Regions from separate parts of the Mus musculus genome. Here region 1 is linked to region 2. The links are chromatin loops, found by intact Hi-C in ENCODE. Cell type or tissue: heart. All regions are shown on one strand. Links, peaks and the distances in the headings refer to the core of each region. The heading gives the core; the rest is flanking DNA.

The links. Hi-C counts contacts between places; a loop is a spot of excess contacts. Peaks named below come from ENCODE experiments on the same cell type or tissue, not always from the same donor. Only the 100,000 strongest peaks of a DNase experiment are listed, where the experiment ranks them.
Region 1: a loop joins it to region 2, with 8 times the contacts of the local background. A loop is called at or near these places in 22 of 42 quality-filtered maps.

The regions. Positions count from the first base shown.
Region 1 is chr1:134,452,483-134,458,033 of GRCm38, forward strand. Klhl12 (kelch-like 12) reads left to right here and starts at 3,049. Exons shown (of 12, transcript NM_001311136.1): 1 at 3,049-3,183. In heart, for the core only: a CTCF peak has its summit at 2,855; a DNase peak (open chromatin) is centred at 3,029; H3K4me3 peaks cover 2,176 bases; H3K27ac peaks cover 1,127 bases.
Region 2 is chr1:134,359,183-134,364,733 of GRCm38, forward strand. Tmem183a (transmembrane protein 183A) reads right to left here and starts at 2,817. Exons shown (of 8, transcript NM_020588.2): 1 at 2,580-2,817; 2 at 2,352-2,441; 3 at 1,575-1,742. The coding sequence starts at 2,688. In heart, for the core only: no CTCF peak of the experiment used is centred there; a DNase peak (open chromatin) is centred at 2,839; H3K4me3 peaks cover 2,103 bases; H3K27ac peaks cover 1,718 bases.

The sequences.
Region 1 (5,551 bases), core at 420-5,419, 93 kb after region 2:
GGATTAAAGGTGTGCACCACCACACCGGACCGACTCTTAATCTTTTAACACTAGCCTCTGCTTCTATGGCAATCTATGGGAACAATTTGTAGTTTTCACCAAGGGCCCGTTTCCCTAACAGAGGACAAGCTCCTGCATTCCATCAGAAGCATTAGTAACTAAAATAAATGGTTAAGACCCAAAGAAGGGCTGGCGAGATGGCTCAGCGGGTAAGAGCACTAACTGCTCTTCTGAAGGTCCTGAGTTCAAATCCCAGCAACCACATGGTGGCTCACAACCACCCATAATGAAATCTGATGTCCTCTTCTGGTGCATCTGAAGACAGCTACAGTGTACTTATTTATAATAATAAATAAATCTTTGGGCCAGAGAGAGCAGGGACTGAGGGAGTTGACTGGAGCGAGAGGGACCAATTTGAGCGAGCAGAGGTCCTAAAAAATTCATTTCCCAACAACCACATGAAGGCTCACAACCCTCTGTACAGCTACAGTGTACTCATATACATACATAAAATAAATAAAATCTTTTTTCCTCTGTATGTATTTTTTTTGAGACAAAGGTCTCTCCCACCCTAATCACCATGAGCATTCTCTTTCGCTACAACATTAGGATTTTTTTAAAAAACAAGAAACAAACAACCCCCCCCCAAAAAAAAACAAAAAACAAAACCAAAAACCAAGCTCTGTGTAGCTCTGGTGGCCCGAGCATTTTTCCCCAGCCTGCTTGTCAGTTTTCTTGGTAATTGTCATTCTATCTTGGATAAGCTACTGACAAAGGTCTTTCGAATGTACAGCCCAGTCACCTGGGAGGATCAAGTACCCTCAAATTCTTTCCTTTTTTCCTTCCCTTCCCTTCCCTTTTCCCCTTCCCTTCCCTTTTTCCCTTCCCTTCCCTTTTCCCCTTCCCTTCCCTTTTTCCCTTCCCTTCCCTTTTTCCCTTCCCTCCCCTTTTTCCCTTTCCTTTCCCTTTCCTTTCCCCTTCCTTTCCCCTCCTCCCCCTCTCTTTTGTTCTTTCTTCTTGTTTGAAGTAGGGTTTCTCTATGTAGCCCTGGCTATCCTGGAACTCACTCTGTAGACCAGGCTGGCCTCAAACTCAGCTATCTGCCTGTTTCTGCCTCTGGAATTAAAGGTATGCACCACCACTAACTGGTGAAAACCTTCCACCACACAACAACGAACTAATAGCTCCCCCCTCCCTTTTTTTTCCACAGTTAACACTGAGAAAAGAGCTTTTTACTGTTGACATTTTACAACTGGGTCTGGCTGGTCTGTTGCTCATTAAATAGGTCCAGGTTTGCCTCAAATCGCATCCTTCTGCTTCTTGAATGCTGGAAATACAAACCTTAGTTAGTATGCCTGGCCACAAAACTGTTTTTACATATTGTATCTTTCCACTTGGATCTGGTTGTTATCCAATACATCTATGTAGCAACTTTCTCCAAGTTTTCCTTGATACTTTTCTGTCTGCCTTCCTGTCTGTGCCTCCTCGCTGTCCTATTTTCTCCTTCCTTCCCTCATCTCACCCCTGGAATGCACACAACCTCCTCTTTAGGCCATTTTTCTCTCTTATGGCTCCAAGAATATCCATACGTGTGCAAGTACACTTTAACCTTTCTTGGTTTCAAACCACACTAATTCATATTTACTTGCTTAAAAGATGTACTCATATACATAAAATAAATAAAATCTTAAAAACAAAAACAAAGAAACTCTCAACCCTCTGACCTTCACCTGTCTTGGGCCTTTCACATGCCAGCCACATTTTCAGCTTTAGTTGTTATTGTTTTCTCCCCTTGAATTTGTTCTCTCCTGCTTTAGTCTCCCAAGTGTGGGTATGCACGTGTAATGTCTAGCTCTCACAGAAATTCTTAAAGAATTTGTGTGTTTTTCTGCTCATCAGGAAAGCATTTGCCTAGATGAAAGAAAAAGGGCAAAGATGTTACTAGGGGAAATGCATATATAAAAGCAGAAGTAGCCAGAGAAGACCAGGAGAACCAGTAGATATGTTTTGTAATTTTAAGATTTTATGTGCATAAATGGTTTGCCTACATGTATACATGAGCACCATGTATGTGCCTGGTGCCCAAGATCGTTAGCTTCTGTTCTAGCTACCTTAAGTTCATCTGCTGTAGTAGTTCTGGGTCCAGATTTGGTGGGGAAGCATTCCTGCCCTGAAGTCTGATGACTACACTACAAAACCTAGACAAAATAGATCTACATTGATCATTTTAACAACTATTTCCAGAGTGCCCTCAACATTTTCTATCAATTCTGCACTCTGTCCACCATATTTAAATGTCAGGAACAGTTTGGGATCAAGAAGCTATGACACGAAGAAAACACTATGTAAAACGAAGACGCTGCCCTCTTGACTACACTTTACTATCCCTAAGAACCAAACGCCGTGCAAAGGAAAACTGGATAATCCAATTAGTCATTCATCTATACTGGAACAAGAAACATCTTTCCCTTCTCAGCCAAAGGCAAAAAGTCAAAATCAACGAAAAGCAAACGTCCTAAGAACCGCAGCACTAATGAACGACCATGGTGAGTCAGAGGAGAGGAGATGGCTGTGGCGTCTTCTTTGAGAAGGGTCTTTGCAGTTTCCCCTACTGCGACCCATTTCTGGTGGCTCAGTCAATCCACAAGTTCCTTTTCCTTGGAGTGAAGGAAGCAATCGCCTCATGGTGACAGGCACATTTAGGACCCTGTGGTTATCCGGGATGGGAAAGTCCTCCCTATGGTGAAGCGGAGCCTGATTCTTCAGAAACCGACCTAGAGAACTCTGAAACCCCGTGGGTCTCCCGAGTGTGGCAGGAACGCAGCCTAGCGCCTGCCATACCGCGTGGGGACCGCCAGTCTTGGGTCCTTCTGGCCTCCAGCGCACTGTCACACGCGGCACTCCCCACCCACCCGTCTACCCACTCTCAGGTCTCTTTTTCTGAGCTCTCAGGTAAGCAGGACTTCTTGGCTCGGCCTCCTAAGGTGACGTAACCCAGGAGAGGCCCGCCCCTCCCGTGGCGTGACGTCATCATGCCGCGCGGTCGCCGTACTCCGAGACTGGAGTTTACCACGGAGACTGCTCCGCAGCGGCTGGTCCGGGCGGCAGCGGCGGCGCTCCGGCTGCTCAGCCGCCTGGGAGCCCGGCGCCTAGCACCTCGGCTCGGACGGCCCAGGAGCCCTGGTGAGTGAGCGCGGCCCTGACACACGGCCTTTCCCTCTGCCCTCAGCCGGGGGCGCGGCCTTCCCCCAACCCGGGTACCCCCCCCAGCCCGGGTCGGTAGGAGATGAGCTGGGGCGCTGCAGGCATAGCGCTGCCTTCTCGGCTTCTCCGGAGCAGCTGCCGCCTGCCCCGGGAGAAGGTTTAACCTGGGAGGAAAGAATTCAGCTGAGAAACAGTAAGGGGACGTTTATTTAGTAAAGCTACACACTCCAAAGATTGGAGTGGGCTTCCTCCGAAGGTAGGCAGTAGCGCATTGGGGTTTTAAAGAAGTTTCTTAAGAATATTAGTGAGGTGTAAGGTATATTCATGCATGAAGGTAAGATAATTCCCTTTCCCTCCCAAATTATAGTGGTCTTCACCTCCTCTTGTAAGGCATTTATCCCCAGCAATCTTGAAAAAAAAAAAAAAAAGCAAGGTATGGGGTGGGAGATTTGGAAACTCCAACACATTGTAATGAAGCCAGTGCCTTTTGAGAATGCAGACCCTTTAACGCGGTTTTGGCAATTTGTTAAGTATCGTTTGCCTTGGTGGAACATCCCAAATACAGTTTTACAGATTTTGACCATGGGAACCTTAGTGTAGTCCCTGCTTAACCGGGAGACACAGCTACCAAGATACTGTTGCAGCTTCCATGATTACCGCATATCTAACTCCTTGCCTACCTAGGTCTCCCTAATACTTGATGGTAAGCTTGGTGTTCTTAGGGGAGAACTCCTTTCTCTCTCTCTCTCTCTCTCTCTCTCTCTCTCTCTCTCTCTCTCTCTCTCTCTCTCTCTCATTGCCTTTTTTCTTCCTTCTAGAATGATTTAGAATGGAACCCCTCTATTTACATATTAGCTGTTCTAGAATGTGTAGTTTTTGAATGGTGAATATATGGTCAGGCTTTGTGCTAGGAGGAAAGTTGCAGCCCTGAGGTTACTGTCATTTATGAAACAAATCTTAAAGTTTAATCACAGGCTGGGCCTTGTGCTAGAACACTAGGAAATCTTCATAATCTTCAGCTCCTGAGAATTCAGCAAATCCCCAGTTTCTTGCATCTCATAGTTTGAAACTATGTTAGCTTAAGCAAACCTTTTAAAAACAAAAAGCATTTACTTTAGCAAGTTGTCTCAGTTTTTGGTTAAATACATGTTGCAGAGTTTGGGGGGGGGGGGGAGTGTCCAGAGTCCTTTTGAAGGAGCTACTGAACAAAAGATGACAATGTAGAATCTCAGTTTTAATCTTAGGAAATTAGGATTGTAGACTTTAGATGAATAGTTTCTTTTTTCTTTGGTTCATTTTAGAAAGTTTTGCATCCTCAAAGGACAGTTTTCATAAGCACCTTCATTGCATCCCCTAGAAAGTGTTCTGAGGAGGAAAATCCCAGGGAGAATCTGAGGCAGGTGGATCTCTGTGAGTTCAAGGCCAGCCCAGTCTACAGAGTAAGATTCAGGATAGCTGGGGCTACCCAGAGAAACCTTGTCTCAAAAAAAAAAAACAAAAACAAAAACAAAACAAAACATAGATACCAAAATCTGAGTGTGCTGGTCTTCTTTGTTTACTTTGTTTCTTTGAAACAAAAGTCTCTTTATGGAGCCCTGGCTGGCCTGGAGCTCATTATGTAGACCAGGGTGAGCTCCAACTTGCAGAAATCTACCTTTGTCTCCTGAATGCTTGGCTTGCATATACCACCACACCTGGCTCTGAAGTCATGTAGAGTTAAATGCATAGTATTTGCATATACCACTTACATACCCTATCAAGACAAGTTCTGGATTACTTATCACATCTAAAACAGTACAGTTATTTACTGTATTTGTGTTGGCTAGTTTTATATCTGTGACAAAAGCTATGGTCATCTGAGAGGAGAGAGCCTTGATTAAGATAATGCCTGCAGAAGATTGGGCTGCAAGCAGTTAAGCTGGTAGGGCATTTTTTAAATTAGTGATTGGTCGGGAGGGGCTTCTCTCACTGTGCCATTCATGGACTGCAGGCCTCTGTAAGAAAGTAGACTGAGCTAGCTGATTGGTGGTGATGCACACCTTTAGCCCCAGCTCTTGGAAGGCAAAGGGAATCAGATCTCTGTTCCAAGCCAGCCTGGTCTACAGAGTAAGTTCCAGGACAGCCAGGACTACACAGAGAAACCCTGTCTCAAAAAGAAAAAAACCAAAATCAAAACAAAGAAAAGAAAGTAGAAAGGAAGGAAGGAAGAAAAGAAAGAAAAGGAAATTGAGCAAGAGAGAGAGAGAAGGAAATTGAGCAAGCCATGAGGAGCAAGTCAGTAAGCTACCCTGACCCTGTAGCATCATCCCTACCTTATCTCCTGGAATATTAGTTCCCATCTCTGTTC
Region 2 (5,551 bases), core at 402-5,401:
CCTTTACACCCAGGTATGCTCAACTCTGTTATCCTACCCCCTATACACACACAGTCAAAATAAACAGATAGACAAAGAAATTTTAAAATTATTTTTAAGAGAAAATAATCAAAGTAGATGTACCTTAATAGAGAGAAAATAAAGCAAAATAAAAGAGAAATGATGTTCAAGAGTGTACATGCCACAAATCACTTGTCTAGTAAGTGATTAGATCCTGACTATGTGAAGGGAGTCTTATAATGCAATATTTTAATTTAAAATGAAGAAGCAAAGAAAAGCCAGGCATAGTGACACACTCCTTTAATCCTAGAACTCAGGAGGCAGAGGCAGGCAGATCCCTGAGTTCAAGGCCAGCCTGGTCAGTTCTAGCACAACCAGGGCTACACAGAGAAACCCTGTCTCGGAGGGAAAAATGTTCCTATGCTACTGTTAGAAACACCAAATGGCACAGCCACTTCACTGATTCCTCAAAAACTTACACACAGATTGCCATACAATCCAGAAATTTCATGCACTCATTACCTACTAGAAATGAAAGCATTTACCCAGGCAAGACTTATCCCTGAAGTCATAACACAAAGTAGTCAAGTAAAAGGCAATAAAAGCTGGTACACATGCCATATGGATGAACCTTAAATACTTTTAAGCCATATGAAAGAAATTAGACCAGAAAAAGTACGTTATATCTTAAGACCCAGCATCTGGGAGGCAAAGGCAGGCATATCTCCGTGGATTTGAGACCTACAAACCAGACTGGTCTACAAAGCAGTTCCAGGATAGCCAGGGCTGTTACATGAAGAAACCCTATCTCAAGGAAAAAAAAAAAAAAAAAGAAGAAAGAAAGAAAAGAAAGGAGAAGGAAAGAAAAGAAGCGAAGAGAAGAGAATATTGTCTTGAAAAGCCAAGATGGTTTAGAAGTTGTTGCCCTTGCAAAAGACCTGGGTGTGGTGGGTCTCAGAACCCAAATCAGAGTTCACAACCATCCATCCAACCATCCAACTCACAGCTCCAGTGACAGATCTAACGACCCCTTCTGACCTGAGGGTGCCAGGCATACAAGTGAAGCACACACATACATGCAGACACTCATATTCAGTTCCTCAAAAAAAAAAAAAAAAAGTAAATAAACAAAACTTAAAACGTTAAGTCGGAAATTTTCTGGAAAATGTGTACACACACGCACACACATATAATATGTATGTATACATCCCTAACAGAATTTTAAAAAGTGTAACTAATGTTGCTGTTAATTTTTGTATCATGGAAAAGAAGGTTATGGGGCTGGAGAGAAAGCTCAGCAATTAAGAGCACTGATTGCTCTTCCAGAGGTCCTGAGTTCAATTCCCAGCAACCACATGGTGGCTCACAATCATCTGTAATGGGATCTGATGACCTCTTCTGGTGTGTCTGAAGACAGCAATGGTGTACTCACACAGACTAAATAAATCTTTAAAAAAAAAAAAAAAAGGTTATCACCGACAATCACTAGTTCCTTGTAGATCTCCCCTCACATTGAAGAGCGACAGCATCCATCACCACAGACAGAGCTCAGTGCTCAGGAAAGCAACCCGTACCTTTATGTCTCTTGCTCTTCTTTTTTCTGGAGACTGATCTTTCCTGAGTGCTTTCTTCCTGGGCATCCATCTCATCACTGCTGTCCAGGATGTCACATGGCTCACCCACCCCGGAAAGAGCCTCCTCGGCAGGAACCTGGGACGCTTCCAAGCCACAAAGAGATTTTACTAGGAGGAAACAAGGAGAGAATGAAACGCACTTGGTCCCATCTGCAAAAATCTTGAAAGCAAGACAAACATAACAAAAAAAAAAACAAAAAACCCAATATGCCAAAGAAATGGAAGTCAACTGCATGGTAAAATATGCACAAACTACCAAAAAAAAAAAGGGGGGGGGGACTGGTATCAAGGAGTGGCAGTGGAAATTAACGAGTACAAAAAGTTGTGTGGGATTTTGTTCTTGTTTTGGTTTGGTGGTTCTTCTGAGACAGGACCTCACACTTGCTAGGTAAACCAGGCTAGCCTTAAACTCACAGAGATCCACCTGTCTCTGCCTCCCCAATGCTGAGATTAAAGGAATGCCCACCGCAGCTGGTCACAAAGTTGGTTTTAACTCAAAGAGGAAACAAAACCATTTCGGCTCCGGAACCTGCTGATCCTGGCTACACACACCCATCCCATCCAGGATACGAAACGAGAAAGTAAACAGTGGGAAGAGCAAACACGTTCATGACCCAAAGGTCAGTAGAAAAAACACCGGGACGCAATTCCAGGTAAATACAACACCCAATGCTGTCTCTTAAAAGCTTGGGCCTAAAAAGACCCACGAAAGCCTACCTTCCTGCTGAATAGCGTTGGCCACGGCTTTCTTGACCCGTCCAGACCTCACCACCGCCGGATCCGAGTTGGCATAGTCCGCCACGGTCACTGAAACAGAGCAAAGCGCCAAGGCCTCCTCAGACTCGAGGCAAAGTCTCCGCCACCGCTCCCCGCCGGGTCCCGCCGCGCCCGCCCCGGCCGCCCAGCCCGCCTTGGCCGCCCAGCCCGGCCCCGCCCCTCGCCCACCTCGGCCCGAGCAGGCGTCGTGGGCCCGGAACTTGAGCCGCTTTCCTCTCTTGGGCATGGTGACGGTGTCCCGATGAGGCCCGCCTAGCTGGCCGGAGCCCCGGGCCATGTCTCGGCCCCGAGAGCCGGCTCCCGGAGCCGCAGAGCACCTCCACCCGGCTCTGCGGCCATCCCCGCACCGAGGCCGCGGCTATCGCGAGGACTTCGGCGAGGGCTCTGGGTCCCGTTGATTGCCGACGCCCCTCTCGGGGAGCCAATCGCCTCCGGGGCCCGGTGACGTCATCACCCGGCGCCCTCAGCCGCAGCGGAGGCCAGGTTCCCAAAGCGGAGCGGGCTGTAGGACGGGGAGTGCGTTGTCACCGTCTTCATCACCGTCTTCTCTGGGGCGTTTGGTCCTCCAGACCGCGTTCTTTAGAACTAATAATTTACATCGTGGTCCACTTCAGCATCTAGATTGCATATATCTTGTTTTCGTCATTCTCTCTTTCCCACTTACGTCAAGTAACCTGAACGTAAATATCAAAGCGGTCGCTATAATTTTGCTTACAAAGGCTTTGAAATTCTCTCTGCAGATCAGTGGCTAACTCCTGTAATCCCAACACAGAGAAAGGATCAGAAGGTGAGAGTCATCCTCGGTTCGTAGCCAGCTGGGCTACAAGAGATGCTGCCTGAAAAATGAGTAAATGTCTGAATTCTCAAAGTAGAAGAGATTCTTAAAAGGTTTCCCATCACCATCATCCGAGCAAATTCTAGAAGGATAGATGAGAACATATAATTCCTTTGTATTAAAAGAGAAGTCCCGTGTTGTGTCTTTTTTTCTTCTAATTCCCTTTCAGCTCCCAAAGTGTTAACAGTCCCTGGCTTAAGAAACAGTCCTTTTGACCCAGGCAACCCAACTGGCTAGATCTACTCAGAGAGTGCCCTATAAGACACCTCAAAGGGGTCTCCATTTTATTCTACCTAGTACTGTGCACAGAAGTTCATAAAGAGCAAACCACATAACTTACTAGAATTATGAAACAGTCTACCACCAGGGATCATAGAATAAGGCTTGGATCACTTGGGAATGATAACTGAAACAACATAATTGGTTATAATCATGCTCTAATTTATCTAGAATTATAACAGGAAGCAAAGGTCTAACAGCCTATAATTGTTCTAAATAATTTTCCATGTATACATAATTAATGTCTGTAGTTGAGTTCAAAATACAGCTGGTCAGCACAGAGCCTTCTCATCTCACGTTACCAGTAAAAATTTAATGAGGCTTTCATGCATGTAGATCTCTGCTCATGTGACACTCTTTAATACTCACACCCAGGAGTCCAAAGGGAATCAAAGATGCAAGAGACTCAGGCCCTATTAATAAACCACTAACTGCTTTAAAAACATAAGGATTTTAGCTGAAATGTTCTCTCATTTTAATCCTTTGGAATGAAAAACATGCTAGTTACACCAAAAAAATTTCTCTTTCAAATTTTGATTGAAAAAAATCTTAAACAAGATTTCTTGGAGTATTTAGCCAATTTAGAGGAACAAAGAACCCATACGTCTTTTATTCCTCATTTCAATAAAAAGTAACAAGTGGAGGCCTAGGAAATGCTTACTCTAGAAAGTGCTTGCCAAAAAAAAAAAAAAAAATGCTTGGCAAGACTTTATCATCTCTCAACCTCCACATAAAAGTCAAGAGTTGTGGGGTTAGAATGGTGGCGATGGGGACTCACTGGGGATGTGGGCACAGGCTATTCCCTAGGGCTCACTGGCCAGCGCACACACACACACACACACACACACACACACACACACACACTTGAGCAACGAACTTTCAATTGGTTGCATTAATGATCAGACCCAATTTTACAGGTTCTTTCTCAAAAGATAAACAGAAAAGTTACCTAATTTACCATTGTATTTAAATAGAAGTTATTTAACCTAACTAACGGGAGAAATTGGTCTTTCTCAAACAAGTGGGAAATGTAAGGACAATATGTGAATAGTGAAAGAATTAATATGTCCACTATACTCCTGCATTACATTGTAACTTTACTTTGTGCTAATAGTAAATATTATCGTGTGTGTTTGTTTTAAGAGCCTTTCTTTAAAGCCTATCCTGGTTTTTATGGAATCTTTGGTCAGTGCAACATCCTATTGGAGACAATCCAGTAACATGAAAATGAAAAGAAGTACAGGTTGTTCTCTTCAGCGTCCTACTTTTCAAGAGAAAGCATATAGCCAGGAGTGGTGGCACAGGCCTTCAATCCTAGCCCTCAGCAGGCAGAGGCAAGGGACATCTGTGAGTTTGAGGAAACCTGACCTACCACAGCAAGTCTCAAGCTAGAACTTAACAAGAGCTTTCTCAAAAGTAAAAATACATTTAAACAGAGTATAGAATGTGAAGTTAAGCTTGCGTGGGTAAAAATCTATAGGTGTAGTACACATTTGTAAGCCCAGCATTTCTGAAGCAGAGGCAGAAGGTCATGAGCTTAAGGTCAGTCTGGATGAGACCTTGTCTCAAAAAGCCAAGGGCTGGTTCAGGAGACTCAATGGTAGAGCACTTGCTTAGCATATGACCCTGGGTTTGAGCCTCAGAACTGAAAATACAAGGTCTAGCTACTTATTATATGTAAATTAAGCCTTTACCTAAAAAGTTTGGCCTGCTTGACAGGATTATCAAATGATCACATTCACTCATAAAAATCATTTAAAATAGCATACAGCAAGCACCCAGTAAATATCAACTATTGTTGTGGTAGTGGTGGTGATAATGAGAGTTGAATTGTGGCTGCTGTTATTTTGTTTTGTTTTGTTTTTTCAAGACAGTCTGTGTAGCCCTGGCTCAGTGTAGCCCTGGCTGTCACCCTGTAGACCAGGCTGACCTCAAACTCAGCCCCTCCTTCTGGAGTGCTAGGATTGAAGGCATGTGCCACCACTTTCCAGCCTGTGGCTGCTGTTATTTTCAGACACGTGAGTGG